2 separate regions of the Homo sapiens genome follow, and region 1 is linked to region 2. A link is a loop called in an ENCODE intact Hi-C map of the cell type or tissue named here. Cell type or tissue: B cell. All regions are shown on one strand. Links, peaks and the distances in the headings refer to the core of each region. The heading gives the core; the rest is flanking DNA. Region 1 overlaps SLC12A6 (solute carrier family 12 member 6). Region 2 overlaps SLC12A6 (solute carrier family 12 member 6).

Region 1 (16,759 bases), core at 5,204-13,203, 49 kb after region 2:
AACACAGAACTGGGAAGCAGGTAAAGCTCAGGTGAGATACTAGCTCTACCACATGTTATTAGTGTAACCTTGGGAAAATGAGTCAATACTTCTTAGCTTTAATTTACCATCTATGCAATAGGAATAATACTATATCACAGAAAATTGAGATAAGCCACAGAATGATCCTCAACAGACATAATAACAATTATATGCTAAAAAGAGTCATGGCGACAAATTAGAATTTAGGTAGCTGGGCATATTTCTTGGAATTCTAAACATTTTGTAGTACAATAGTACTGTGGAAAATATCAAAGTAATGTGGTTGAATTCTTAGCACTGATATACACATTGATTTATAACGATACAGTCATGTGATAATAATAGTTTGAGTCACTATTCTTGTATCAAAAAATTTGATACATTTATAGTGTGGACAAAATACACATTAACATACAGTTTGGAGGCTGGGTGCGGTGGCTCACACCTGTAATCCCAGCACTTTGGGAGGCCAAGGTAGGCGGATCACCTGAAGTTGGGAGTTCAAGACTAGCCTGACCAACATAGAGAAACCCTATCTCTACTAAAAATACAAAAAATTAGCCAGGCATGGTGGCACATGCGTGTAAGCCCAGCTACTCGGGAGGCTGAGGCAGGAGAATTGCTTGAACCCAGGAGAAGGAGGTTGCAATGAGCTGAGATCACGCCATTGTACTCCAGCCTGGGTGACAAGAGCGAAACTTCATCTCAAAAACAAACAAACACACAGTTTGGAATGTTGTGATACAATTATTTATAATAGTAATTGTTAAGGACTGTCTGTACTACATTTCCCAGTACAATTTTATTAATGATTCCAATTCAAATAAACAATGATAATTTAATTCCATAAGTTTTAAACATGCCTAAAGCTGTGTTGGATGCTGTGGGGAACAAGAGTGAGCATAAGATATTTCCTGACATTAAGCAGCTCATAATCTAGTTGAAAAGTCAACTTCAACTTAAGAAACTAAGAAAGAATGATGGTAATAATAGTAACTTACACATAGTAACATTTTACAGTTTTTAAAATATTTTCACATATTTCTTTTGGTTCTCATGATAACCCTGTGATACAGATAGGAAATATTAAAAAGCTAAAGCAAGATTAGGCTCAATGGTTCATCCAAGGCAAACTGAGTGTAAATTTCAAAAAAGACTCGCTTGAACTTGGATTCTGATTTGTCTACTATATCATACTGGTTGTTCCTAAAATTTAGGTACAAGAATGAATAATGGTAATATACATAACTTTTAATTATCCAGGGAAGATAATTATCTAAGGCACAAGATCACAACAAGGCATGTATGAAATAATTACAAATAGTCAGAGTAGGTATCTGGTGCATGGAACTACACAGTGACCACAGATGGCCATATCGATGCGTTGCTAATGCAGCAGAGTTCACAAACATTGCCGACCCAGGTAAGACTGCCCCATCCCTTTTTGCCAAGAGCATGGCAGAACACAGAGAAGGTAAAGGAAAGCTCATGTGGTTATGGAATCCAACAGAGAGTCAGGACTGAAGGTAGAGAAATTAAGAAGAGATAAAGAACATCCACATAGAAAAGTAGATATGCTTCTACTTTGATATTTGAAAAAAAATTTTAGTAACCAAACTGTTTTACTTGTGTTATTTGTATACTTCTGATAACTCCATAAGAATCAAATTTTTGAAAATTTAACTACAAATGTTTATTAAGTTCATTTTCTACTAAACATCTTGATAAGTTTTAACTGATTCTACCTTCTCCCCTCATCCTGCCATTAACCCAGCTAACTGAAAGTTGGAAGCACTTTGCCAAATATCATTTTTAAAAATGTTTGTGCTAGAATATCTTTAAAATCTCTTCAAATGTTGCTAATCTCTTTTTTAACAGGCTTAGTCAGAGCCTAAGCTTGGCAACAGTATCTAACAAGATTAGCTGCTTTATTGTATCTATTTTTAATTTATACTCTATTTATGGCAAGCATGCTGGTATTTCATTTAGTGACAACGTTCCTTTTTAAAAGGAAACCATAAAAGCAGTGACTCAATTTAAGAAAAAAATTAAATAAACACAAAGATGATCCATAAAAATAGAAAGATTACAAAGGTAGTCTCTAAAAGACTGAATTTAGGGAAAATTTCCTACTATCATCACATAAAAACTGCACAGCAACCATGTGAAGAAGAATTATTCCTATATTCATAAAGAAACTAGCTCAGAGAAAGCTGAAATGATTTGCCCAAGGTGGTGTAGCCAATAAAGCCAATGGAACCATGGCAAAGCCAGGCCTCAGCTGTGGTCTTGGATCATCTCACTAGCAGGAAGCAGTGTGAGGGTCCACAGGGAGACGTGCAACATTGATCAAGGCAGTGTGAACTTGAAGGAGGATTTTTGAAAACCTTAAAAATCATGGAGGGCTCAAAATCACAGAGGAGGAATAAATACAGCACATGTCTGGAAAGATTTGCTTGGGAAGATTGGGTCATATTAGGAAAATCTTGGAAGGCAAATAGAGGAGTCTAAAGGAGATGGAAAACAACTGAAATTCTCTATGTAGAAGTCTAAAAATGAAAGCAGTATTTTAGGCAAGGAAACATGAGTACAAAAATGCAAAAAGAAATAAATGCTAGATATATTAGAGACAGGCAGGCAGACTCATTAATAGACCACGGCGGTCTGTCCATGTGCAAACATCTCTAAGGCTAACTGTCTAGGACAGCAGTAGTAGTTATTAATATTAATTCAACCAAGACTCTGAATGCCTACTATATGTCAGGTACATGCTAGGCACTATGGATATCAAAAACAGTGACCATTTGCTCTCAAGAAGTTCAGAGGGGAAAAATACACAATTATGAAACAATAAAATTATTACAGTTTAAGTACAAATACTGTGGGACTCAAGAAGGAAAGAACAAAAATAGGCCGCTCACACCTGTAATCCCAGCACTTTGGGAGGCCGAGGCAGGTGGATCACAAGGTCAGGAGTTTGAGACCAGCCTGGCCAAGATGGTGAAACCCCGTTTCTACTAAAAATACAAAAATTAGCTAGGCATGGTGGTGGGCATCTGCAATCCTGGCTACTCGGGAGGCAGAGGCAGGAGAACTGCTTGAACCCGGGAGGCGGAGGTTGCAGTGAGCTGAGATGGTGCCTCTGCACTCCAGCCTAGGCGACAGAGTGAGACTCTGTCTCAAAATAAATAAATAAATAAATAAATAAAATAAAAATAAAGCAATGGTAAGAGATGTTGTCAAGGGGATAACTGAGCTAAATCTTGAAGGATGATTAGTTCATGAAAAAGTAGAAAAATGGGTGGGGGGAAATGGAGGAGAGACATTCCAGAGATAAAATAGCAGGATTTAATATACCTAACATAAAAAAGAAGAAAAGAATCCTGTCATTCACAGAGAAAGTGGGTACACAGAAGCAGTGAGCACATGTACTTCCAACCTGATTCTTCCCCCTTCCTCCCTCAGTCTCAATATTTAGTCATCAAATCCAGTTAAATGTGGCTTCAGTATGCTTCCACACCAATCTATTCCATTGCACTGCCATCATTTAGATTCTCATCCTTTTCAGCTTAGACCAATTGCCACCAATTCTCCCATCTTCAAACAATCCTACATTTTCCTCCATACTAATAATCCTAAAATTCTGCCTTTATCAGTTTGCATCATTGCTTAAACAACAAAATAAATACTTTGAAAGCTTTCCAAGTGACACTGCCAGGAGACCCCAAACATTTTGTGAAGATCATTTTCACTTGTTTATTTGTAATCTACATCATGTGTGGGGTACTAATCTGAGTCCCTCAAAGCAAAGGGGAAGGGCTGCCTTTGTAAGCTCTACCTTTGTTCCTACTTTGAAATCTCAGGCTGGGGGATGATGGTGGGGATGATGGTGGTAGCGGAGGCTACTGGTGTAGACATTTATAAATAGATTGTGGTTTACTTATTTGGACCCATTGGCTTATAGGGTGAACTCGAAAAACTTCAGCTTGGCATTTAAGCCCCTTTATATTTTAGTTTAACCTTTTCTCAACTGTTGGGTATAAGCTGCCTTGTATTATCTTTTAATTAATCAACATATTAATTCAACAAATATTTACTAAGCATCTATAAATGTCAGATTATGTGCTAGGCACTGGAGATGCATAAAGATGAATAGAGCACAGCAGCTACCCCTAAGGGGCTTACAGCACATACGGGTAAGACAAGTGATTGCAGTGGGTGACTAAAGTACTATATTGGAGGTGTAGACATAGAGTATGGTAGCGTGTACATTACATTACATTTCCTGGAGTGATCACAGGGACCATTAAGGAAGAAGTGGTATTTGAGCTCAGTCTTAACATGAAGATTGTTTGCTAGGTAACTGAAGAACACTCCAAGAGGATGGAATAAATGTGTTAAAGCAACAGAGACATTCAAGAACATTCATTATATCTGGTGTGCAGTATGTACAAAAGAGTAATAAACAAGGAAGCTATTAAGCTGGGATGTTCTAGATCGTGTAGGTACATGTACCTGCTAAGCAGTACAGACTTTGTCAGCATGGGGAGACATTAGGGGGTTTTAAATGAGGGAGTAATAGGATGAGATTTACATATGAGAAAAATTCCTCTGGTAATTACTGTAATGGATGGCTTTAGGAGGTTAGACAAAAAATAACAATGGACTAGGATAGTAGCAGTGAAGATGGAGAGAACGGGACAAATTTGAGAATTATTTGGAAGACTAAATGAGCAAAAATCGGCGAGAAAGAAAAGGAAAGAGTGACAGAGAGATTGAATATTGTAATATATCAAGGGGGAAGGAGTCAATAAAAAAATTAGAAATCACAAGAGTTAGGAAGCAAGAAAGGTTCTAGAGCACAGGTGTATGGATCAATATTGAACGACAACAAGGAAGGTGGTAAAGGATAGGTGTCAACACAGATGCTGGTAAGAACTTATGAAGAAGAATATTAGAAATAAAGAAATACAGTTTACTCTGTGAAGTAGAAGGTTTAGCTATATGAGAATGGAGGATTGAGGTCTTAAGCATTTTAACTCTGTAAGGATTGAGAAGGGAAGCTAACTAGAATCACACAGAATGTCTAAATAGTGTCGACAGTACAACATTGTTGGAAATGATGAATTTATGGTGGTATCAGTTTTCATGGCTGTGAGATTCCCCTACTCCCCTACCCCTAGCCATAACACAGCTGCCAGGATTAAGAATGAAAGGAGGTGGCTAGGCACAGTGGCTCATGTCTGTAATCCCAGCACTTTGGGAGGCTGAGGCAAGAGGATCACTTGAGCCCAGACCAGGCTGGAAAACATAGAAGACTCTGTCTCCACACACACCCAAAAGTTTTTAATTAGCCAGTCATGGTGGTGTGTGCCTGTAGTCCCAGCTACTTGGGAGGCTGAGGCACGAGGACTGCCTGAACCTGGGAGACAGACATTGCAGTGAGTGAGCTGAGACGCACCACTGCACTCTGGCCTGGGAGACAGAGTGACTCCGTCTCAAAAAAAAAAAAAAAAAAAAAAGAATGAGAGGAGCAGGTTTGGGGGCATGAGGGGCAGGGGTCCTATCTGCCCATTATAAGCATTTTGAGACAAGAATTTTGTTTTAACGTTGCTGTGACAATTACAACTTCATGTAATACAGACAGAGCTTCATGTAACATTTATAAAATGTTCAACATTTTTGTTTTTTTGAGAAGGAGTTTCACTCTTGTTGTCCAGGCTGGAGTGCAATGGCGCGATCTCGGCTCACTGCAACCTCCGCCTCCCAGGTTCAAGCGATTCTCCTGTCTCAGCCTCCTGAATAGCTGGGATTAGAGGCATGCACCACCACACCTGGCTAATTTTGTCTTTTTTAGTAGAGACAGGGTTTCACCATGTCGGTCAGGCTGGTCTTGAACTCCTGACCTCAGGTGAGGTCAGGGATTACAGGTGTGAGCCACCAGGCCCGGCCTCAACATGTTTGTTAACTGACTCATGTTGAAGTGATTTCAAAGACAAATACCAAGAGACCAAAATTCAGGATTAGTTTTAATAAAGGCTGATGATGGAAACAAAGAAACAAAGTCCTCATCAAAACATAAGAGCTGAAGACAGAAGGATGAACTTTCCTAAAAGCCAATGGAAAGAGAAAGCACCTGAGACCAAGGGCTCAGAATGCTAGAGAAGGAAACAGAGGGAAAAAAATTATTGACACTATGACTGTAATGCTGTCATTCCAATTTTTCCCAACAAGTCTAGATACTAGAAGGAAGAAAATGGTAATTAAGGTAGAAAGTAGTGAAAATGTAGGGCCAAACATGCCTATGGAGCAGAACACACAACACATGAATCCTGAAGAAATTGTATGTGAATTTACTTAGCAATCGTCTCTTTGATCCATCTGACTTATTTTAAAGAAAAGACAGCCAGACAAGGCTGGGCGTGGTGGCTCACGCCTGTAATCCCAGTGCTTTGGGAGGCCAAGGTGGGCGGATCACCTGAGGTCAGGAGTTCGAGACCAGCCTGCAGATCTGCCACTAATACTGGGTACTCATCAACAATGTCCTTCAAAATCCAGTACATATGCTAAGAATAAGTATTAGATTAACAGAGGCTCTTAAGCAAACCAGTGCTATTTAGTGGAGTGTCCCAAGCAAGAGAAATGTTAAGACCACTTTTTGTTTGAGCTCAGATTTGTATAAAGAAAATGCAAATGAGGTAAACTGTGTTCTGAATACATTAGATTAAGTTGTGTTGAAATTCTTCCAAATATGTGGAGATAAATCCACTAGAAGTTGAAGAACTCAGCAGTGATGAAGATAGTTATACTTCTAATTCACAGCCTATAACTTATACAACCTATGGTTGTAATTTTCTTCTCAGCCTATAACACTGAGAAGATGGTGAGAGTAATACCAGACAGTAGATTTAATAAAGGCCAAAGTATAATATAAAGAGAGTTTATTGGGCCAAATCCACAAACTGGTCAGTCAAGAAAAGTATAAATGATACAAGAGGACTGTACCTACACAGTTAAAAAAGAAGAAAAAAAACTTACTAAGAAATAACAAAGGAGGATGGATCTTGAGGCTGTTGCAAATATTACTGAAGAAAATTATGTATAAAGAAGATTATGGGCTAGCCAGGTGTGGTGGCTCATGCCTGCAATCCTGACACTTTGGGAGGCCGAGGCGGGTGGATCACTTGAGGTCAGGAGTTTGAGACCAGCCTGTCCAACATGGTGAAACCCCATTTCTACAAAAATACAAAAATTAGCCAGGTGTGGTGGCGGGAGCCTGTAATCCCAGCTACTCGGGAGGCTGAGGTAAAAGAATTGCTTGAACCCAGGAGGCGGAGGTTGCAGTAAGCTGAGATTGTGCCACTGCACTCCAGCCTGGGTGACACAGTGGCTCATGCCTATAATCTTGGCACTTCCGGAGGTGGAGGTGGGATGATTGCTTGGGCCTAGGAGTTCAAGACCAGCCTGGGCAACACAGGGAGATTTGTCTCTACAAAAAAATTAAAAATTAGCCTGGCGTAGTAGTGGATGTCTATAGTCCCAGCTACTTGGGAGGCTGAGGTGAGAGGATTGCTTGAGCCCAGGAGGCTGAGGCTGCAATGAGCCATAATCATGACACTGCACTTCAGCCTGGGTGACAGACGGGAGAAGGGAGACCCTGTCTCAAAAAAAAAAAAAAAAAAAAAAAGATTATGTCATTCTTTGGTCTTGTGGATGATCCAAATTATTTTTCATGCACTGTGGAAACATATTTCACATTTTCATTTTAAAGATGGTTTTGGAAAAATAAACATGACCATAAGAGACTATCTTCTTAACAAGAAGGGGAGAAAATTGGCCTAAACAACAAATTAGGAACTAAGGAGTTAAAAGGGGAATTAGGGGGACTAAGAGACTACTGTGAACATTTCCAATATTTTAAGAGCCTATATTGATTTCATGTTACAGTCAAAGGTTAACTGCTTAATGTAGGCTGAACATAACATTTCCTAAAGTTTTAAACCCAGACATTAAACTAGAAACTATTATTATATATACTGTATTCTGGAATTTTTTAAAAACATTGTTTTTAGTGTGTATACTTTGAATAGTAAATGTGTCATGATCTTCAATAATTTAGAAAATATAAATGGAATCATATATAAACTTTTGAGACTGCCTTTTTTTCATTGAGCCTAATGCCTTGCAGATTCATGCAAGCTGCTGTGTATTATCAACACTAGTTCCTCTTTAAAAAAAATACATTTTGAAACATAAACTACAGACCTGCCATGGTTTGAATATATCCTCCCAAAAGCATCTGTTGGAAACTTAATCCCCAATGCAACATCACTGGGAGGTGGGGGACTAATTAGAGGTAATTAGGCCATTAGGTAATTAAGCCACCCTCAACAATGGATTAATGTCATTATCAAGAGAGTTTGTAACAAAATAGGGAGTTTGGTCCCCTTCTCTCTCACTCCCTCTTACCCTCTCTGCCCTCTGCCATGGGAAGATGCAGCAAGAAGGCCCTCAGCAGATGCTGGCACCTTGGTCTTGGACTTTCCAGCCTCCAGAACCACGAGTCAATAAATTTCAATTCATTATAAATTACCCAGTCTGTGGTATTGTTATAGCAGCATGAAACATACTAAGACAACACCATATAATTCACTCAAAGTGTTCAGTGTTTCTTAATATAGTCACACTGTTGTGTAGCTGTCACCACAATCTAATTTTACATTTTTGTCTCCCCACTAAAAGAAACCCTCTACCCATCAGCAGGCTAATCCCCATCTCACTCTCCCCAACCCTATCCAGACTAAACGACCATTAATCTAACTTCTGCCTCTATAAATTTACCTATTCTGGACATTTCCTACGAATGGAATCATACAGTATGTGTTTGGGGTTTTTTGCAACTAGATTCCTTAACTTGCATTTTCAAGCTTCACACATGTTATAGCAGGAATCAGTACTTTGTTTTTATTGCCAAATAATATTCCATTATATGGCTATATCACATTTTATCTATTCATTTGTCAGCTGGAGGACATTTGGGCTGTTACTTCTTTATTAGCTATTATTTATAATGCTGCTATAAACATTCCTGTACAAGTTTTTGTGTGGAAATACACTTAATTACTGGGACATATGGTAATTCTATGTTTAACTTTTTAAGAAACTGTCAAATTGTTTTCCAAAGTAGTTGTACTATTTTACATTGTCACTAGTAGCAGATGAGAGTTTCAATACTTCACATCCTTTCCAACACTTGATATCTGTCTTTTTGTTTATAGCCATCCCAGTGAGTGTGAAAAAACTGTACCTCATTTTGGTTTTGATGTGTATTTCTTTAATAACTAATGATGTTGAGCATCTTTTCATGTACATATTGGTGCTTTTTCCTCTCCTCACCTTAATTGGAAAGCTGTTACTTCCTTTTGTTCCCACAGTTTTGAGGTTCTGCCCTGACTTACTTATCACATTGTAAATATTATTGTTCTCTGAACTATGCATCCTTTGGTTAAAAACCTTACTTAGCATTTACATAATACATTCCCAAAGAGTCTGTCATTTTCCATTATTTCTATCCCTTTCATCATGTGATCTCTGTTCTAGGTCACTTGTTATTTGGCTAAAACCCCTTCTTGAATTTTCTCAGAGGAGTTAAGTGGGTATTATATCCTTGAAATTTTTGTATAGTTGTAACATGTTTCCCCTCATAGGGGAGAAATATCTTCAAGGGAAATAGGGATTTGGGATTGTGAAATCCCCAATCTGTAAATACTCTTCTACCATCTCCTAGTTTCCAGTGTTGTGAATTAGAATTCTGATTCCAGTCTGTTACTTGATAGGTGCAACCTGTTCTATCTGGAAGCCTCCAAGGTGAATCCTTGGAGCTCAAAAATTTTACAAGGATATCCCTATGTATGTGTTTTTCATCACTGATCTCCCCCAGAACTTCATTCTGCACACTGAAGTCTTTAGCTCAGGAAATAATTTTATGTTGTTTAATTATTCCTTCTCCATTTGTTCCTTTTTCTTCTTCTGGAACTTGTATTAGCCATGTTAGGTGTCCTGAATCGATCCAATAGGTCTCTTTTTTAAAAGTTTTTTTTTTTTGTATTTTTTTTTTGGCTCCATGCTTTGAAATATTTATTTTACTTGATCTTCCAGGTCAATAATTGTTCATACTCATTCATTCCTTTATTCAATAATTATGTTTCGGGCGCCTACTATGTGTAAGACAGTGTTCTAGGTATTAGAGTTGACAACAGATTAGCAGTGAATACAAGACAAAAAAGTTCCTGTTCTCCTGGTGCTTACACTCTAGCAGAGATAGTTTTAAAAAAAATAAGTGTGTGAGGATAAATGGAGTCAGGTGATAATAATTATTTAGGTGGAAAAATCACATTTTTTGTTCCATAAAGTCTTAAATGTGGCCCATTATTATTTTCATGTTCAAGTTTCTCTCTCCTCCAGCATTTTTTTTTTTTTTTTAAAGATGGAGTCTCGCTCTGTCACCCAGGCTAAAGGGAGTGGCGCGATCTCGGCTCACTGCAACCTCTGCCTCCTGGGTTCAAGTGATTCTCCTGCTTCAACCTCCTGAGTAACTGGGACTACAGGCGCCCACCACCGCGCCCGGCTAATTTTTTGTATCTTTTTTTAGTAGAGATGGGGTTTCCCCATGTTAGCCAGGATGGTCTCGATCTCCTGACCTCGTGATCCGCCCGCCTCGGCCTACCAAAGTGCTGGGATTACAGGCGTGAGCCACCGTGCCCAGCCTCCTCCAGCATTTCTATTTAGCTAACTCAATATATTGTTTATTCTAAGTGGTTTTTCTCTTTCAGGTTGCCTGGCTTCCCCAGATGGGTTGTTTATCTTTGTCACCTCATGGGGGATGAGATTTAGTTGTTGGAGGACCACAAGCGGTAGCAGTCTCAAGAAAATGGAAAGGCAAAGCAGTCTCTACCCCTGTGGGTAGGCAGTGCTGCAGCAGGCAAGCCACCAGCCCTTGTGGAGGCCCAGGAGGAAGCCTCCCTGCTCTCAGGTCTCCTTACATATGCCAGCCACAGGGATGGGAAGATCTCAGACCCATGGCTCTTTCCTTTTCTCCTTCCCTCCAGGAATTCATGGATATCTACCAAACCAAGTTCTTTCCTGGATTTGCCATTCTTATGCTTATCCTGAGATTTTCCAGGCTCTTGTCTAGAGGAAAAGTCCTGTACCAACTCTCCCTGACAGAGTTCTCACACAGCCCATGGCCTCAATTGCACCAACTGTTCATCAGATCCAGGAGCCACTTCACTCAAGATTGACAGATACAGGCTGGAAGCAGGAATGGAGGGATAGTGAGATATTCAAGTAGCCACCTTCCCAGAACTCACTCTGAAAAGTCAGTCCTGTTTACAGACTAATCCTAAAAGCATTAAAATCTTGGCATGTAAGTCAAAAATTTAAAGTGCCACTGTAAAGTCCAAACATCTGTGGACTGCATTGTTTTCAACTACTGCCCTAAGTATTAAGTTCTGAAGAAAAAATTTAAGAAATAAGGAAGATCTTAATGGAAGTCAAAATTAAAGGAAACTGATTAGATGGACTCTGAAAATAATTGTTATATAAAAGCAGTCAGACCAAAAGGAGTACATACTGTATGATTACATTTATATAAAATTCTAGGAAATGCAAACTAATTTGGTGACAGAAAAAGAGAACAGTGGTTGCCTAGGGACCAAGGAATTAGGTGAGTGGGGCATAAAGGGCACAAAGAAACTTCTGGGGGTGACGAAAATGTTCACTATCTTCATTATAATTATTTCATGGGCATATAAATGTCAAAATTCATCAACAAAATATACACCTTAAAGATGTACAGTTAACTTTATGTCAACTGCACCTCGATAAAAAAATACCGATGGGGAAAAACATTTGGAATTTATTTCCCAAAGGGATTGACATCCCTAAATATAAAGCATATCTAAAAAATAAAGAAGAATACCTACAGGTAACAGACATGAACAGGAAGTTCACTAAACTTTTCCGAATTTGAAATTTCCACAATAAAAAATAAAATATGTAATTTTCAGAAAAATATTAAAACACTATGTCTCACCCTCAATACAGGTGAAGAGATAAAATATAATTACAGTGTTACTGCAAGAATATTTGACTGCTGATAAATACCAATTATTTTTCTTTGTTTTTTACATTTTTCTTTTATTTTTAAAATTGAAGATGAGGTCTCACTATGTTCTCAGGCTGGTCTCAAACTCCTGGTCTACAGCCTCCATCTCTCAAAGTGTTGGGATTATAGGCATGAGTCACCATGTCCACCCATTAATACCAATTAATGATATAATCAAAGTTGGAGTAGAAGATTAGGAAAGTCATCTTGGAGGAAATAAGTATGAACTTGGTCTTGAAGTAATGAAACTGAATGTGGGTATATGTAATTTTTTTTACTGTAGGCAGGAAACAGCAGAAGAGAAGAAAGTTGAGATGAAGAAAAAAATATGAACGAAGGCAATGAAGTAAGGGGAAGATGGAGACAACTTTTAGGGCTTTTACTATAGGTTCACTGTTTCTAATATAACCATCAGAATCTTCTGTCACAAAAGGTTACATGTTGATGGAAAGAATACAGGAAAATAAATGAGATCTAATTTACCATATGAGGCTTTAGAATTTATTAAAATCATTTGTTATTTATGTACCATATTTAATCTTTGCCATGTCTATATTCTACCTATATTAGTATTTTTCTCTAGAAAGAATTTAGTTTTTACTCAGCTTCATTTCCATGAAAATGAAATATAATTTTTCTTAATATATTAAAAATATCTTACCTACCTTCAGTGATATTAAAATTCAATTATTTCACTTGCTCCATATGCCCATTTTTTTCCATCACTAACCCTTAGTCTTTAAGCATGCAGATCTAAATTTCCATTAGTTAGACTGGTACAAGTCTCCTGCGAATTGTTAAGTCTCTTATTTCTATCTCGCTGATAATTGCATCTTCCTAGAAATGTGAGGAGTGGAGAGCTACTAAAGACTGTTGGATTAAGGGTTGGGCACGGTGGCTCATGCCTGTAATCCCAGCACTTTGGGAGACTGAGGTGGGTGGATCACTTGAGGTCAGGAGTTTAAGACCAGCCTGGCCAACATGGTGAAACCCTGTCTCTACTAAGAATATGAAAATTAGCCGGGCATGGTGGTGCATGTCTGTAATCCCAGCTACTCTGGAGTCTGAGACAGGAGAATTGCCTGAACCTGGGAGGCGGAGGTTGCAGTGAGCCGAGACCACTCCACTGCACTTCAGCCTGAGCAAGGAAGCCAGACACTGTCCACCTGACAAAAAAAAAAAAAAAAAAAAAACAAACCAGATTGTTGGATTAAGTCAAGTTCAGATTTCTCAATTTTTAGTGCCATTTGAAAGAATATTCTACATTTGTAAATACTCTATGCGAAATAAAAAAGCAATCCAAAACAAAACGGTAGAAGAAGCAGTTAACTTTCAATTAATTTTGTTAAATCCATGAAGATAATAGAGCTTAAGAAGAACTAGTAACTACTGAAAAAACAGAGCAGCCTAGTTCAGAAAACACAAATAATTACATATATGTTTAAAGTAGAAACAGCGTGGTGTGGCGAAAAATAATGGCTTTAGAGCTACACAGCCCTTATTTTGAATTCCAAATCTGTCACTTAAATAATCTTCCTAATTTTTTGGCACCTCACTTTCCTCATTTTTAACATGGTGATAATGGTTACCTGTCCTGATTGTTGTGAGGATTAAATAAGCCACAAACCAGTGCCTGGTTTGAACACTGGCTCTGCTACTCACCATGCTCAACAATGGTAGTTGGTATTTTTACTGAAATGTTGATGACATTTTCTGGGTAAAATTGTTTCCTCTTTCAGCCTGGCCAAAGCAAGAAATTCTCGATTCTTTAAATTTACCAGCTTATAATCAATTTGTTAACCTATGCCATATGTCTAAATTCAGCCCGAAATTTAAAAATCTTTTGAATATTTTATAATACACTAAAATTACACTTAATATATTTTTATATTCCTAAATATTGCTTTGACTATAGAATTTAAAAATTAAGCAATATGCATATTTTATAGCAATTTTTATCTTTATAGAATTAAATCAGTTGAAATCTGGTGTATCTCTTGTGGGGCAAAAGTAGCAGACAGTTGACAGAAGGTTGGTATACTAAGCTAGAAAAATTTTGGAAGTGAGAGATTCTAAAAAGCCGATGATAACAGTGCTCAAATAAGAAATCAAAGTGTCTGAGATTGTAATATGAGAAAGAAGGGTCACAATCTAAACAAAGTTTTAAAATGTAAAAATCTGAAAGGAATCAAATTTGTATTCTTATATTAAGGTCTTAGATATAGTAAACAGAATTGGGAAGATATTTCAGAGAGGTATTAGTCTTTCTGACAATGGCTGGATACTGCGGGTTGGGGAAGGAGGCAGGAAAACATGCCTCACAGAGCCAACTTAAAAAAAGGATAAAGCTTTGATCCTGAGATTTTAAAGCGTGCAGATCTAAATTTCCGTTAGTTAGGCTGGTAAAAGCCTCCCATGAATTGTTAAAAGGACTAGAAAATAAAAGGCTTTTCAATCACTATAGAAAAGATTTTTATTGACACAGAGAAGCTCTTTAGTTGTCTATTTCAATCTATTTTAATGTTAGTGAATAAAAAGAGATAATCTTTTTTTTTTTTTGAGACAGGGTCTCACTTTCTCACTTTGTTGCCCAGGATAGAGTGCAGTGGCATGATAACGGATTACTGCAGCCTCCACCTCCTGGGTTCAAGCAATCCTCCCACCTCAGCCTTCCGAGTAGCTGGGACTACAGGCACACAACACCACGCCCAGCTAGTGTGTGTGTGTGTGTGTGTGTGTGTGTGTGTGTCCCTGTGTCCAGGCTAGTGTTGAACTCCTGGGCTCAAGTGTGTGTGTGTGTGTGTCCCCGTGTCCAGGCTGGTGTTGAACTCCTGGGCTCAAGTGTGTGTGTGTGTGTGTGTGTGTGTCCCCGTGTCCAGGCTGGTGTTGAACTCCTGGGCTCAAGTGTGTGTGTGTGTCCCTGTGTCCAGGCTGGTGTTGAACTCCTGGGCTCAAGTGTGTGTGTGTGTGTGTGTGTGTCCCCGTGTCCAGGCTGGTGTTGAACTCCTGGGCTCAAGTGTGTGTGTGTGTGTGTGTATGTATGTGTGTGTCCCCGTGGCCAGGCTAGTGTTGAACTCCTGGGCTCAACTGTGTGTGTGTGTGTGTGTGTGTATGTGTGTGTGTGTGTGTGTGTCCCCGTGTCCAGGCTGGTGTTGAACTCCTGGGCTCAAGTGTGTGTGTGTGTGTGTGTGTGTGTGTGTGTGTGTGTGTCCCCGTGTCCAGGCTGGTGTTGAACTCCTGGGCTCAAGAGTGTGTGTGTGTGTGTGTGTGTGTCCCCGTGTCCAGGCTGGTGTTGAACTCCTGGGCTCAAGTGTGTGTGTGTGTGTGTGTGTGTGTGTGTGTGTGTGTGTGTGTGTGTGTCCCGTGTCCAGGCTGGTGTTGAACTCCTGGGCTCAAGTGATCTGCCCACCTTGGCCACCCACAGTGCTGGCATTACAGGTATGAGCCACCAAGCCCAGCCAAATCACCTTTTTTAGAACATAAGCTTTCATGGGTAACAATTATTTAGTTAATAGTCTAACATCCTGTGGATTCTCAATAAAATTTAAACCTCATTTAATAGAAATTTGTCTCATAGTTTGCTCTCCTACCATTTGTATTACTTGTGAGTTACTGTTTGGAGATGCTCTTCAATACCAGTACAGGTTCCTCTCTCTATTGTGCTATAGGTCCATTTCTAAAAATTTCCTTAGAACCTTATTTTAAAGGAGAGAAAATCTTCTAAATGGCAATCTGTGTCCAGTGAAGGCAAGTTTATCAATTCAAATCTGCCTAATCCATAGGCAATATAAGATTTGAGGAGCAGGGGAGAAAATCTCGAACAATTATTTCACAAAAATACTAACCATAATATTTATTTTTATTTTTTAATACATATATTTTTAGGCTAGCCAAGTGAAGCAGTGGAAATAAATATTTAAATAAATGAATGAATGGAAATTCATATCTGATTAAGTAAATGCAATAATCAGTAAAACTTTGTTATATTGGTCCTATTTTTAAAAATCACAGTTTCGATAATGCTCACATCAAAATCTGTGGCTCAGGCACATTAAGATATAAAGTAATCTCTTCTTATTAGTAAAAAGCTAGGATTTGGCATCATGGTATAGTGGAGAGCACAAAGAATTTATAAGTTGAACATTGGCTCTGCTACTCACCATGTGGCCTGAGGCAAGTCACTTATTCACCAGCCTCAGATTATCACTAAAAAGGCAATAACCACCCACTATCCCACAGAGTGGAGAAAGGATGAAATTAATAACACTTCCATAAATGGCCTCAATCTACCTCTCTCCCTCATCTCTTATCTCTTTACCACATGCCCAATGTGCTAACTGCCCTAAACTTTTATTTCCCATGTGCTATACCCTGCTCTCATTCCTTTGTATTGTTCTTTTTATCATTGCCTCTAAACCTTCCTGCAAGAATTGTGTCCCTTCCTCTGAGATACCTGTCCAGGGTCCCGTCCAGTTAATATTATTATTCTATCATCTGTTATCCAAATCTGTTTCTTTTTCTTATTAGACCACTAAAAGTAGTTCTTATTTTTGAGTGCTGTCACATATGTAT
Region 2 (13,709 bases), core at 4,319-12,318:
CGCTATCTCAGCTCATTGCAGCCTTGACCTCTCTGGCTCAGGCGATGCTCCTGCCTCATCCTCCCACGTGGCTGGGACCACAAGTGTGTGCTACCATGTCTGACTAATCTTTTACAAAAGTTTCTGTAGAGACAGGATCTCGCCTTGTTGCCCAGGCTTGTCATGAACTCCTGGGCTCGTGTGATCTTCCCCTCTTGGCCTCCCAGTATGCTGGAATTACAGGCATGAGCCATTGTGCCCAGCTAAGTTATGGCAGATTCTTAAGAGGGAATAACTAACCAAAGGGATCAATATCTTAAAACATTTCAAAATCACTACTAAACTGCTGTCCAGAAAGTTTGTACTAAATTTTACTCCCACTGGAAATATAAGAAGATTCAAGTCTTGTGGCACATGCACACTCCACACCAGTCTTCTGTATTAAAAAAAATTAAGGTCACTTCTAATTTGATGGGTGAAACATAGCATCAGTTTAATTACTCGTTTTAACAATTTTTATTAAGTATCACACACAAAAAGTAGTGTGCAAGGCTGGGTGCGGTGGCTCACGGCTGTAATCCCAGCACTTTGGGAGGCCGAGGCGGGTGGATCACGAGGTCAGGAGATCGAGACCATCCTGGCTAACACAGTGAAACCCCATCTCTACTAAAAATACAAAAAATTAGCTGGGCGTGGTGGCGGGCGCCTGTAGTCCCAGCTACTCGGGAGGCTGAGGCAGGAGAATGGCGTGAACCCGGGAGGCAGAGGTTGCAGTGAGCCGAGACTGCGCCACTGCACTCCAGCCTGGGCGACAGAGCGAGACTCCATCTAGGGGAAAAAAAAAAAGTAATGTGCAAAAAAACAACAAATGCACATCTGAAGATTTCTACAAATCCAACACCCATGCTGTAGGTGTTGACCTACTACCATGCAGGTCAAGAAACAGAACACTGCCAGTACCCAAAATTCTCTCTTATGCCCATCCCCACTCATTAGTCCTTTCTTCCTCTCCACTATCCTGACTTTTTTTTTTTTTTGAGACAGGGTCTTGCTTTGTCACCCAGGCTGGACTGTAATGCTGTGATCATGACTGACTGTAGCCTCAACCTCCTGGGTTCAAGTGATCTTTCTGCCTCAGCCTTCCCAGTAGCTAGCACTACAGGCATACGCCACCATGCCCAGCTAATTTTTTACTTTCTGTAGTGACAAAGTCTTGCTATGTTGCCTAGGCTGGTCTGGGAACTCCTGACCTCAAACAATCTTCTAGCCTCAGCCTCCCAAAGTGCTGGGATTACAGGCATGAGCCACCATACCCAGCCCTCTGACTTTGAATACTATAGAGTTTTACCGTTTTAAAACTTTATATAAATGATACACAGTACATACTTTTGTGTTTGGTTTTCTTCACTTAGCATTGCTTGTGAATTTTTTTGGGGGGAGGTGTATATTGCTATGACTTACTTTGCTGTATGGCTTCCTATTACATGAATATATAATTTAATCATTCTACTAGCGATGGACATTTGGATTATTTCCAGGTTTTGGCTATTAAGAATACTTATGAAGAGAAAATGAAGCAGGCAAAAATAAATAAATAAATAAATAAGAATAACACTACTGTGAAAATTCTTGTGAATTAGTCTTGATGCACATGTGCAAGCATTTCTGTTAGATATACCTAGAAGTGGAAATGCTGAGTCATAGGTAAGCACATGTTCAACTTTAGGAGATAATAACCAATAATTTTCCAAAATGATACTCTAATTTACACTCTCAATAATAATTTTTATATCATGGTGTAACTTACCAAAGCTCCATGAATTTCCTACTACAATGGTATAGTAATATACTATACTATATACATACATATATACACCCCCACCCACACACACACACACACACACACATATACTGTGTTATATACATATATATATTGTGCTTTTTATTTTTGTCAACAATATTTATATTGCATCTGTTAGGCTTCGAGTCCTCAAAGAGCTCAACGTGTAGGGGAGAGTAATATGAAAACAAGTAGCTGCAATATAGCATCATAAATGCTATAATATAGTATATTCAAATGGAGTTGCTGAACACAAGGTGGAGTGTTTACCTCTGTTTGGGTGAGTATGGGAAAGCTTTACAGGAGAGAAGACCCTTAGCCTAGTCTCTAAGAGGATGAATATGAGTTGGCCAGGTGGGAGTAACCTATTCTAAGCAAAGGAAATAACACAGACAAATGTGTTTATACGTGGAGACATAATAAGACATATTAAACTCTAAGTTAGGGAGCTTATGAGGGAATGGCAGGAGATAACAGTAAAAAGAGGTAGAGAGGGCCAGATTACAGTGATGGATTTTAACAGGCTTTGGCAGGCTCTGAAGCAGGGAGGTTTGTATGTTCAAATTTTGTGTTTTAGAAAAGTCATTCTGGTGGCAGTGTGGAAGAAGGATTAGAGGCTAGAACTAAAAGGGAGATTATTACAATAACATAGGCAAAAATCCTGAAGGTCTGTACAAAGTGAGTGATGTGGATAAAGAATAGAGGATACATCTGTGTAGTATGGGAAATTTTAATAAAATAATAGCGGAAAGGGCTGGGTGTGTTGGTTCATGCCTATAAGCCTAGCACTTTGAGAGGCTAAGGTGGGAGGATTGCTTGATCCCAGGAGCTTCAGACCATCCTGGACAACATAGTAAGGCCCCATCTTTACAAAAAAAATTAAAAAAAACTACTAGCTGGGTGTGGTGGTATGCACCTGTGGTCCCAGCTACTTGGGAAGCTGAGGCGGGAGGATTACTTGAGCCCAGGAGGTTGAGGCTGTAGGGAGCTGTCACTGCACCACTGCACTGTAGTCTGGGCAACAGAGCAAGACCTTGTCTCTAAATAAATAAGTAGAAAAGAAAAGAAGAGAAGAGAAAAGAACAGAATATGAAGAAAGTAAGTTTCAGGCTTTTATTTAGAATGCCAAACACAATTAGATACTTATCTCTCATAAAGGAGATGCTAGAGACACTTGAAATTTTATTTACTTGCCCTTCTTGACTTTTGGTCTCGTTTCTGAACAGTTCTTGATGGACAGGGAAGTCCTCATTATTCAGACACATTCACTGCTTTTTTGAAGGACTGTATTTAACTGTCTCATATATTCACTGAAAATACTGGCCCCTTTGGGAACTACATTCATATATTTTCTTATTGTTAGTCATGATTGATAACTCAGGTTGGGTTATTTTTTTGAGAAAGGGTCTCACTTTGTCACCCAGGCTGGAGTACGGTGGCACAATCATGGCTCACTACAGCTTTGACTTCCCAGGCTTAAGTGATCCTCCCACCTCAGTCCCCCAAGTAGCCAGGACTGTAGGTGCACACCACCACACCTGGCTAATTTTTGTGCTTTTTGTAGAGACAGGGTTTTGCCATGTTGCACAGGCTGGTCTTGAACTCCTGAGCTCATGCAATCCACCTGCCTTGGCCTCCCAAAGTGCCGGGATTACAGGCATGAGCCACGGTGCCTGGCTGTGTTGAGTCTGTAACTGTCTTGGAGCTATGTGGAATGATCAGAAGTCATGGCAGACACACACATAATTGTTACAAAGAAATTCATTACTCACTTGTCTCTGAGAACAACCCCTTCAATACATGCACCAAAAAGGACAACATTGCTTAAATCTACCATATTGAGAGTCAAGGAAACTGTTGTTTACCCTCTAACATGAGATAGAAAGTAGACACTCAGTAGACACTTTCTTCTGTCAGTAAAATGAGCTGCTAAATACTCCTATAAATTCTTTTTTGAATTTTCTATATGAGGTAGGCAGATAATCTGGCAAGAAGTGAAGTGATAGAAAGCAGGTATCTTTGTTACCAGGATAAAAATACTGATCATCTAGTTCTACTGGATGCTCCTATGACTAAGACTCAGACTGGATCCATAAAAAGGATACAAACAAAGGAGGTGGTCAGGATGGCAAGGATAGTACCAATCGGAATAGACTTCTGAGCATCTTTCAGATCTCCAGATCTGTTTGATCCAGCCATGATACCTTTAGAGATAAGGGGGAAAAAACCAAGTTAACTTCTTGGACACTTTGATATTGATACTGATAGCAAAGAGTAGAAGCAAATCTAGGAACCCTGAGAATTCTGCCTCCTGAGAAAAATCACTCCGTGGGTCTGACAGCTTCTAAAATATACAACAGCCTATGTGTTTACCTGTAACAGAGGGAAAGAAGATTCCCACCAGAAGCGTGAAGGAGGTGGTGATGTCAACAAGAACATATTCATGGTTTAAGCTGCCTAAGACATCAGAAGATTTGGCTGAAGGCTTTTCGATGATCTCTCCCTTGGGTAGGTAATTACTCCAAAGATTCTCTGCAGTGGGAAAAATGGGAATTTAAGCAGCAGCAGTATGAAAAAAAAAAGATAATTAATTTTCTACCCAAACATTCAAAATCAGGCTCCTCATTTATACAGTTTCTAAAGGTGTGTTTGCTTCTACATGAGCACATGTATACACACACATTGCACAATAAAACACACATAAATAAAAACATAGTTTTTTTTTTGTTTGTTTGTTTTTTGAGACAGAGTTTTACTCTGTCACCAGGCTGGAGTGCAGTGGCACAATCTTGGCTCACTGCAAGCTCTGCCTCCCAGGTTCACGCCATTCTCCTGCCTCAGCATCCTGAGTAGCTGGGACTACAGGCGCCTGCCACCACGCCCAGCTAATTTTTTATATTTTTAGTAGAGACGAGGTTTCACCATGTTAGCCAGGATGGTCTCGATCTCCTGACCTCATGATCCTCCCACCTAGGCCTCCCAAAGTGCTAGGATTACAGGCATAACCCACGGCGCCCAGCTAAACATAATGTTCTTTCTTATCTAATTTAAATATAATTTGACAAAATGATTTGGTACATGCAAATATAGTTTAACTTTACTAATGCAAATTAGTAAAAGTTAAACAGACTAAAACTAAATGCCCCACAAATCCCATTATTATTTGTCATCAGTGCTGTTTCTAACACCTTAATGTAAACTTACTTATGTGCAAAGAAATTTATAGACCAAACATTTATAATAGAAGACACTTAAGGAATGTTTCAGGAATTTAGCTAAGTTAGGAAGATACATGTGGATGTGGACATTAAAACAGGTCTATTCTGTCAGTGCAGGAAGAACATTGGCAATTTTACAAGAATACACGGAATATTTTACCGTAAGGTTAGAAAGTGATTTGCTCAACTCTGCTCTGAAATGGAGGTGAATTTTAGCAGACATCACTCTGTAAAGGAGTACTGAATAAGGACAGCTTTACTAATGGAAAAGCAGAAATATGGTGAATTAAGAGCTGTGTGGTGTGCTTAAGAAGGGAATTAGCACCATGGCAGTGAATCTTTATGGACAGTAGAGGAATCTAAGATGACAAGGCCTATTTTCCCCAGAAAATAGGAAAAAACTTGTCCAATAACTCCCTAACTTACCTGTAATTATACCACTAGCCAATCCAGGAATGCCCTGGATTGAAGTGACGTTATTGTGAACAAAGTATTCATCACAGGTGGCATTGAAAAATTGACTCGAGTTACAGAAGAATCCCCATAACTTTGATGGGACTGTCATGTTGTTAATTTCCTTGGTCTTAGAGCAAACGTCAATGTGTCTTGATGAAAGGGTGCGGTTACCCAGCATGCAGACCCTAAGTGAAAAGAAATAGGGAGAAAGATCAAGTAAGGAAAAAAAGTACATTAAAAAAAAAGGAAACAGGTTAGTAAAGGAAACAAGAACCCCATCTTTAAGAGCTTCTACTGTTATGGGTGGGAAAGGAACTAATGTTTATTTATTTATAATTTATTTTAACACTGTGAATGGTGACTTACATTTTCTGCCAATTTAATACTTACAGCAACCTCACAATGTATTAGAATTTCTATGTTGTGGATGGAGGCACTGAAGTTTAGGAAGACAGGGAGTTAATTGAAGGTTAGGGAAATACAGTTATCTGTCCAAGGTCATAGGTGGTGGCAGTGAAGGAAGTCAAATTGAAGAACTGTCTGAAGACATTATGCTGACTCATCTTCCAAAATTTTTGGCTAAAATTGTTAGGTCTAAAAGAATACTGAAGTCCTTTTGTTGTTCTTATAAAGTAAAAAGCACTCCTCTTTTTTTGGCCTAGAAAAGCCTAACATTCATAACAAACACCTTGAAAATGTTATGCTAAAGGTTGAATCTTCTGGCTACTGTTGCAAGGAAAACAGCTTGGTCAGAATTAAAAGGCAGATCCCTCTATGGCCTAAGAGAAAACTGTTTTTGAATTTAAGCCTAGACTCAGTGGGAGTGACGGTAAGGATAACATAAATATTAACCTGCTGGTTTTACTTTTTTCTTTAACCCAGAGACACAAATATAAACAAAGGAATAATACATCCATAGTTAAAATACCTCTCAGGTCCAACAAAGGGACTTCTAAAATTTGCAAAATGATTGAATACATTATTATGAACCATGTACCTATTACTCAGCTTCAACAACTCTCAACATTTCCCAGTCTTGTTTCATGTATTATTCTAGATTTTTTGTCTTGTTTTGCTGGAATATCTCAAAGAAAATACCATGCATTATGACCGTGTACTAATCAAAAAAGAGGAGAAGCCCCAAAGGTGAACCTGAGACAAAATGGAATTTCCCAAATTGAGATATAACCAGAATGTCACCTTTAGAAATTTTATGCCCCTAAAAAGGACCTTCAGCTGTATTACAGTCCCTAGATAAGCAGATTAAAAGTTTAAGATGGAATCTACTTCTGCCATCATGCAGCATAGCATAGAAGAAATACTGAATGGGGAGTCAGGAAATCACAGTTCATCTTCTTGCTCTGCCATTAATTAACTTTGAGGTAAGTCATTAAACCTACTGGAACTGTCTTTTTGTCTTGAAAAATCTTTTTTTCTGTAATCTGGTTAAATCAACATAGAACCGATGAGTTTGATCCTCAGATAATCCAGATGACTCTTCAAGATAATTCTGTAACAAGACTACAAATAACACTGAGTGCCAGCTAGTCCCTATGCCACTAGTCAAAGGGAAAAGTGAGCCTGTGAGTCACAGATGTGCACAAATCCATTACTACTTCAAAAAACATACTTTAAAGTATTCGCACTAGGGAGTTGAAGGAGGTGGTGAATGATGAGAGAGTACTTAATGGGTACAAAGTACATTATTTGGGTAATGGATAAAAGCCCTGACCTAGGCTGGGCGCAGTGGCTCACGCCTGTAATCCCAGCACGTCGGGAGGCCAAGGTGGGCCTTATAAAGGTTGCTGGCAATAACTACACTGTCTGCAAAGCCCTTTATGAATAGTTCAAAATGTGTATAATAAAAAAAGATTATGTACAATTATCAGGGAGAAAAAAATCTAATATCTGAACCTAAATGATGGTTACAGCTACTAGTTCTATGCTTAGGACATAAGAAAGAGGATGAACGGGACATAGTTTGCTGGTAGGCTTCCTGCCTAGATGAGGAAGGAAGTCTAACTGGGCTTATCTGAGAGGGAAAATCTCAGAGAGACTCTATGAAATTCTGACTTAAAATTATCACACCACCAGATATTTTCAATTACTACCCAATAAGGATGGCTAGGCAGAGAGACAGACACGTACGGGAAGTGTGGAGGAGCAAAAGAAGACTTGATGGCTCCAGCATAGATGGCCAAGATGGACACAATGACACAGGCCAGGAAAAGTGAGGCAAACTTGTTCACATAGCGTACGCCGATAAATACCACTAATACCATAAGGACCAAGAAAGCTGTGCCGTAGACACGCATGTTATTTAGCATGGCTGCTGATTCCTTGAGTGCGTCATCACTGTGAAAGATGGCAGCTCGGGGGACGATATAGACCTGTTAGGTAAAAATAAAGGAGAAAATTAGGTTATTTCAAAATAATTAAGTAAAAAGGCTGTATTCGTTTGCATTTACTTTCACAAAAGAAAGCAAAGCTGAGAGAGAAAATGACTGGGGAATTAGCCTAGTTTCTAATAGGATCTGAAATGCCTTCAGAAATGGGATGTCATGGATTTTTTTTTTTTTTTTGGTCTACATGCTGTTCTGAATAACTACATTTCCAAATGGAAAGAAAGGAAAGGAACAAATTATTAATTTTATTCATAGGGTTATATAAAGTAATTATAATGATGATCTTTAACCCTGACTCTACTATCACTACTTTAAATAGTAAACAATATGTCTCAGTGAAGAGAGATATGAGAAGCATTTTATTTCATAGGGATGAAGATATCAAAAAAGATAAACTTTATTTTACTTTTTCCCCATTGGACTTGAACCTCTTGGATGAGGTGGCAGAGTGGTGGCAATCAGGTAGAAAGGAAGGGACAGGCAGGCAAACAGAATTTCAACCTTTCCACCTCATATTCATGTAAGAGGCCAACTGACGTTGGCAGTCAATCACCTGATTTATTCCCACAGCTGATCTCTCAGAAGCTTTCATAGCAAAGAATAAACCTAAATCAATATTTCTTCTATATTATAGACCACAATGAAGTCATTACTTACCAGAAAGATTTCAATGGCACCAAGGATGTACATGGCTGCTGCAAATGTGGTACCAAGATAAAAGCAGAGGCCAACAGCCCCACCAAACTCTGGGCCCAGTGCCCGGGAAATCATAAAGTATGAGCCCCCAGCTAAAAGACAAAACAGAAGGTGAATAGAAGAAAGAGTGTGTATTAGCAAGAGGAATATGAATAAAACAGAAATAAGAAAAAATATATACATAAAGGTTAAATGTTTCAGGCTTCTGCAAACCCTCAATGTGATAAAAAGATGTGCTAGTGGGAAGTAAAAGGTGAAAGTGTTATTGTGGGATATACTGCACAACTAATGTAATGAGCCATATGAAGCAATAGTTTGCCAGCATTTACTTAGAAAAAAATTAGAGAATATTTACTATGACATGAGACAGCCCAATAAAATATATTCTGGCTGGGTGTGGAGGTTCACGCCTCTAATGGTAGCACTTTGGGAGGATGAGGCGAGAGGATTGCTTGAGGCCAGGAGTTTGAGACCAAACTGGGTAACATAGTAAAATGTCACCTCTGTAAAAAAAAAAAAATAGCCAGGCATAGTGGTGTACACCTCTAGTTCCAGCTACTCAGGAGGCTGAAGTGGGAAAGCAGCTTGAGCCTAGGAGTTGGAGGCTGTGTGAGCTATGATCGTGTCACTGCACTCCAGCCTGGGTGACAGAGTGAGACTCTGTCTATAAAAAAATATATATTCCAACTAATAAAAGCTAAGAATGTGACTGAAATTAATGCATTCTAGTTTAAAAAATAAAGAGATTTTAAAGACGGCATCTTAAAGTCAAGTAGTATTATGTCTACGTCCTATAGACCATTACTCTGTTGTAGCACAGAACAGACCAAATAGTATTCTATTCTTCAGAAGTTTGCACCTCTAGCTTTATAGCATAAACACAGAGTCAACACTGATAAATCCTGAAATACAACCTTGACCTACTAACCTGGCACCACTCCATTAGTGGCAATGGCACTCATGGAGATAGCAGTCAACATTGTCTGCAGAGAAAAGGAAAGGAGAGGATTGTTACTGTGTAAAGATGACATTTCTATACTACTTCTCCATTTGTGTTCCAAGAGCACTTGGCAAACATTTAACTCTACCTACTTTTATGGACAGTCATACCTAATGGTATGGAAATAAGATGATATGGTCCAATTCATTGCGCTAGTCATACCACTAATATCTGGAGGATTCTGTCAAAATGCTCCCACATCAGTAGGTCAGGTGCTATTAAGAACTGCTAATCTCACTCTGGATTTCCTAGTTACACAGGAAATAGAGCATAGTATACTCAAAAGGAAGAACTAGAGAAATAACTCAGAAAATAGGTTAGAACCTGACTAAAGACTAAATACAATATCAAGAACAATGTTCAGTAAGAAAGGGAATCACTGAAGGCTTCTGAGCACACAGGAACCGCATTTTAAAAATATTACCCGGTAGCACAGTATAGAATGCGCTGCAGATAGGAGTAGCTGGAGGCCGAGTGATTGGTTAGCAGGCTACCATAGTAGTTCAGTGAGAGGTAAAAACTATAGTGGTGGTAGTGTGAATAAAAAGGGCTGAGTGTAAAAGATTTCAGAGAATAGATTAGCGTTGGTAGCTGATTAGATGTGAAAAGCAATTAAGAAGCCAAACACAGCCTTGAGGTTTTAAGCCTGAGACTAAAAAAAGGTGGTACCATGAACATTTTAAGTTATTAAAAATATGAACTGTGCCTGCTTAACCTGTTTTGCTCATCAGCTGGGGATAATATACAGGTAGGGTATAAAGGTCATAGTGATAAAAAAGGACAGTAGAAAACTATAAAATTCATAGGTGTGTCTGGGATACATAATGAGAAGTTTAAATTAAAGGAAGATAAAAATGTTCTCAGTAGAGAGAAGACCTGGAAAGAACATCTAAATTTCTAAGGAAGGGATAAGGGAAGAAACTTCAAAACCAAATAAAAAAACCAAATACCCCTCACATCCGCAATAACCTGTCTTGTTTCTCAATATATACTGGAGTGATACATCACATTTTCTAACACATTTTCTGTCACAACTTTGGTGCTATCAAGCTCAAATAGTTTGGATTCTGAATTCTCTGAAGACAGGAACTTTATCTTCCATTTTCAGTTGAAGTCTTGCTTTGTAATTTCTAGTACATCATATAATAGATAGCAAGCAGTGACTAACAGGCACTGAATAACTGAAAATCCTTTAGATTTTAATATCAGAATAATTTCTTCTGTTGAGATCATGAGTCCTTCCCTAAGTATTCTTTGTTTTATTCCCAAAGAGGTCATGTGCATCTGCTCTTGAGAACTTGCAACGTTCAGGTGATCTCTAGGAGCCAGTGCAGTACTTACACAGCAGCAGCAGATAAGGACAATTGCAAAAGCCTGAAGAACTCCAGCTGTGCCCACCACCCATGTAAGGCGTAAAAAAAGGATCACTCCAAAAATATTTTGTAGACATGGGAGGTAGACACCCATGAAGGTACCCATTTGGGGGGTCTAGAAAGAAAGACATTGATAAAAAATCACACAGTTATCCTAAAGAGAGGTTTTTATTCTTTTATGTAATAACTTGCTCCCTAACTACCATATTAACCTCCAAGCAGAAATCATAAGTTTAATCAATACCTTCAAAAGGGCACATATAAAATCTCCATCTTTCAAGTGTTTATCACCATACTTTTATTATTCCTAAAGCTATATATTTTAACTTTACAAAGGTTCCTGCATGTGTTTATTATACATAGGCATTTGGCCACAAATAAACTTTTATGTGCACCCACAACAATTTAAAATTTTGTTTTTCAAAGCTGTTGGCTTTTTTCATTTAAAAACAATAAGGACTTGATGGAATTTCTTCAGAATTTGGCATAAATTCTTCACAGTAGTTAGTAAATAAATTAGATGGCAAAATGAAGATCTGAGGGCCGTTTTATCCCTTTTTGAAAGGGCTGAACAACCAGAATGGTAAACTGAATGTCTTATATTTTCATTTTGAGACAAACTGATGTTTGGTGTTTAAAAAACCCAACAACTTCACAACAGACAGATGGCATCAGCAGATGGGTATGGACACTCTTCTCTTGAAAAGCTATTCCCTCTCCCTGAATGCTCTTTTCCCACATAGCTCACTCCCTCCCATCAGCTAGATCTCTCCTCAAATATCACCTTGTCAGAAAGGCTTTCCCTGTCCAACCTATGTAAGTAGCAACGCCCTCCACTCTGGATCCCTTGCCAATTTCAGTCTCTCTACTCTGCTTAATTTTTTGCTCGGGAATTTATCAACACTTAATATGTTATATACTTTGGCAGTTAAAACAGCTTAAGGACTGTATCCCCACATCAGAATTTAGACTGCATCATATGTTTTCTTTGTGCTATGACGCTGGTGCCCAGAACAGTTCCAGGCACCTCTCAAGCATTTAATAAATAGCTGCTGAACACAGAATGGTGCCTTAGGTATTTCCTTCTTTCTTATATACAGGGCTCTTTCTATGTATTCCTTGTTATTCTGAGGCCTCACCTTGGTGGGCTTCTTTTTCCCTTCAGTGATGTTTTCTGCCTCTTCATGTTCCTTTGCTCCTTGAGTCAGATTAGTGTAATTGGCCATGCGGTTGAGGAGGGAAGACACCTTCGGTCTGGTGTCCATTTCTTCCTATAAAGCCAGTGACATGGAAGAAATGAGCTACAAAGAACACTGAACATAAGTATCAAAATAATCTTGCTACCAGAAAACTTCAAATTAAATGAAAAAATATTTCACAGGTAGGCCGGGTGCAGTGGCTCACACCTGTAATCCCAGCACTTTGGGAGGCCAAGGTGGCTGGATCACCTGAGGCTGGGAGTTTGAGACCAGCCTGGCCAAGATGGTGAAACCCCGTCTCTACTAAAAATACAAAAATAAGCTGGGTGTGGTGGCACGTGCCTGTAATCCCAGCTACACGGGAGGCTGAGGCGGGAGAATCAGCTTGAACCCAGGAGGCAGAAGTTGCAGTGAGCCGAGATCGCGCCACTGCGCTCCAGCCTGGGCAACAGAGGGAGACTCCATCTCAAAAAAAAAAAAAAAATTGGTACATTGAGTTGGGCATGGTGGCTCACACCTGCTAACCCAATGCTATGGGAGGGCAAGGCAGAAGGATCGCTTGAGCCCAGGCACTCAAGACCAGCCTGGGCAACAGAGTGAGACCCTGTCTCTGCAAAAAATTTAAAAATCAGCCAGGTGTGGTGACACATGCCTGTAGTCCCAGCTACTAGGGAGGCTGAGGTAGGAGGGTCCTTTGAGCCCAGGAGGTCAAGCTGTGATCGTGCCACTGCACTCCAGCCTGGGTGACAGAGCAAGACCCTGTCTCAAAAACAAACTAAAAATGGTACATTGAGAGAAGTGGCACTTGCATCATTGTCAAAGGCCAGAAAAAGGTAGTGCTGAAATAAACCAGGCTCCTTTCAACAACCTGGCCACAGCTTATGGAGCCTGGCCACAGAGTCCATGTTGTCTTATTCAGATAAGATATAGAAGTCCTCTTCATTATGTTAAGTGAAATAAGCCAGGCACAGAAAGATAAATAGCACACGATCTCACTTACATGTGGGATCTAAAAAGTAGAACTCGTAGTAATAGAATGGTGGTTACCAAAAGCTTGGGGTGTATGTAGGGGAAGGGGGAGAGGTTAGTCACAGGATACAAAGTTTCAGTTAGGCAGGAGAAATAAGTTTTTGAGATCTATTGCACAGCATAGCAACTATAGTTAACATATTGTATATTTCAAAATTGCTAAGAAAGTCAAATTCAAATATTTTCACCATGAAAATGATAAGTATACGAGGTGATATATATGCTAATTAGCTTGATTTAATCATTCCACAATGCATACAAATATCAAAATATCACATTGTAATCCATAAATATATACAGTTATTATTTGACAATTAAAAAAAAGGACATGAAGGTCCTGCTAATCTGGAAGCCTGCTTCCTACAGTGATTTTTGGAGACGGAGTCTTGCTCTGTCGCCCAGGCTGGAGTGCAGTGGCACAATCTTGGCTCACTGCAAGCTCTGCCTCCCGGGTGCATGCCATTCTCCTGCCTCAGCCTCCCGAGTAGCTGGGACCACAGGCGCCCGCCACCAT

Evidence for each region. A loop is a pair of places that touch in the nucleus more often than their neighbours do. Peaks named below come from ENCODE experiments on the same cell type or tissue, not always from the same donor. Only the 100,000 strongest peaks of a DNase experiment are listed, where the experiment ranks them.
Region 1: a loop joins it to region 2, with 2.1 times the contacts of the local background. A loop is called at or near these places in 6 of 110 quality-filtered maps.

The regions. Positions count from the first base shown.
Region 1 is chr15:34,295,273-34,312,031 of GRCh38, forward strand. The region is part of intron 2 of SLC12A6 (solute carrier family 12 member 6); the gene reads right to left. Among named protein-coding and RNA genes, the nearest start is that of SLC12A6, 34 kb to the right of the region's middle. In B cell, for the core only: no CTCF peak of the experiment used is centred there; no DNase peak of the experiment used is centred there; H3K27ac peaks cover 1,686 bases.
Region 2 is chr15:34,246,707-34,260,415 of GRCh38, forward strand. SLC12A6 (solute carrier family 12 member 6) reads right to left here. Exons shown (of 26, transcript NM_001365088.1): 5 at 12,107-12,238; 6 at 10,936-11,082; 7 at 9,523-9,577; 8 at 8,556-8,686; 9 at 7,642-7,883; 10 at 5,464-5,678; 11 at 4,193-4,351; 12 at 3,925-4,023; 13 at 3,592-3,649. Among named protein-coding and RNA genes, the nearest start is that of EMC4, 29 kb to the left of the region's middle. RefSeq lists a silencer at 10,808-11,008. In B cell, for the core only: no CTCF peak of the experiment used is centred there; no DNase peak of the experiment used is centred there.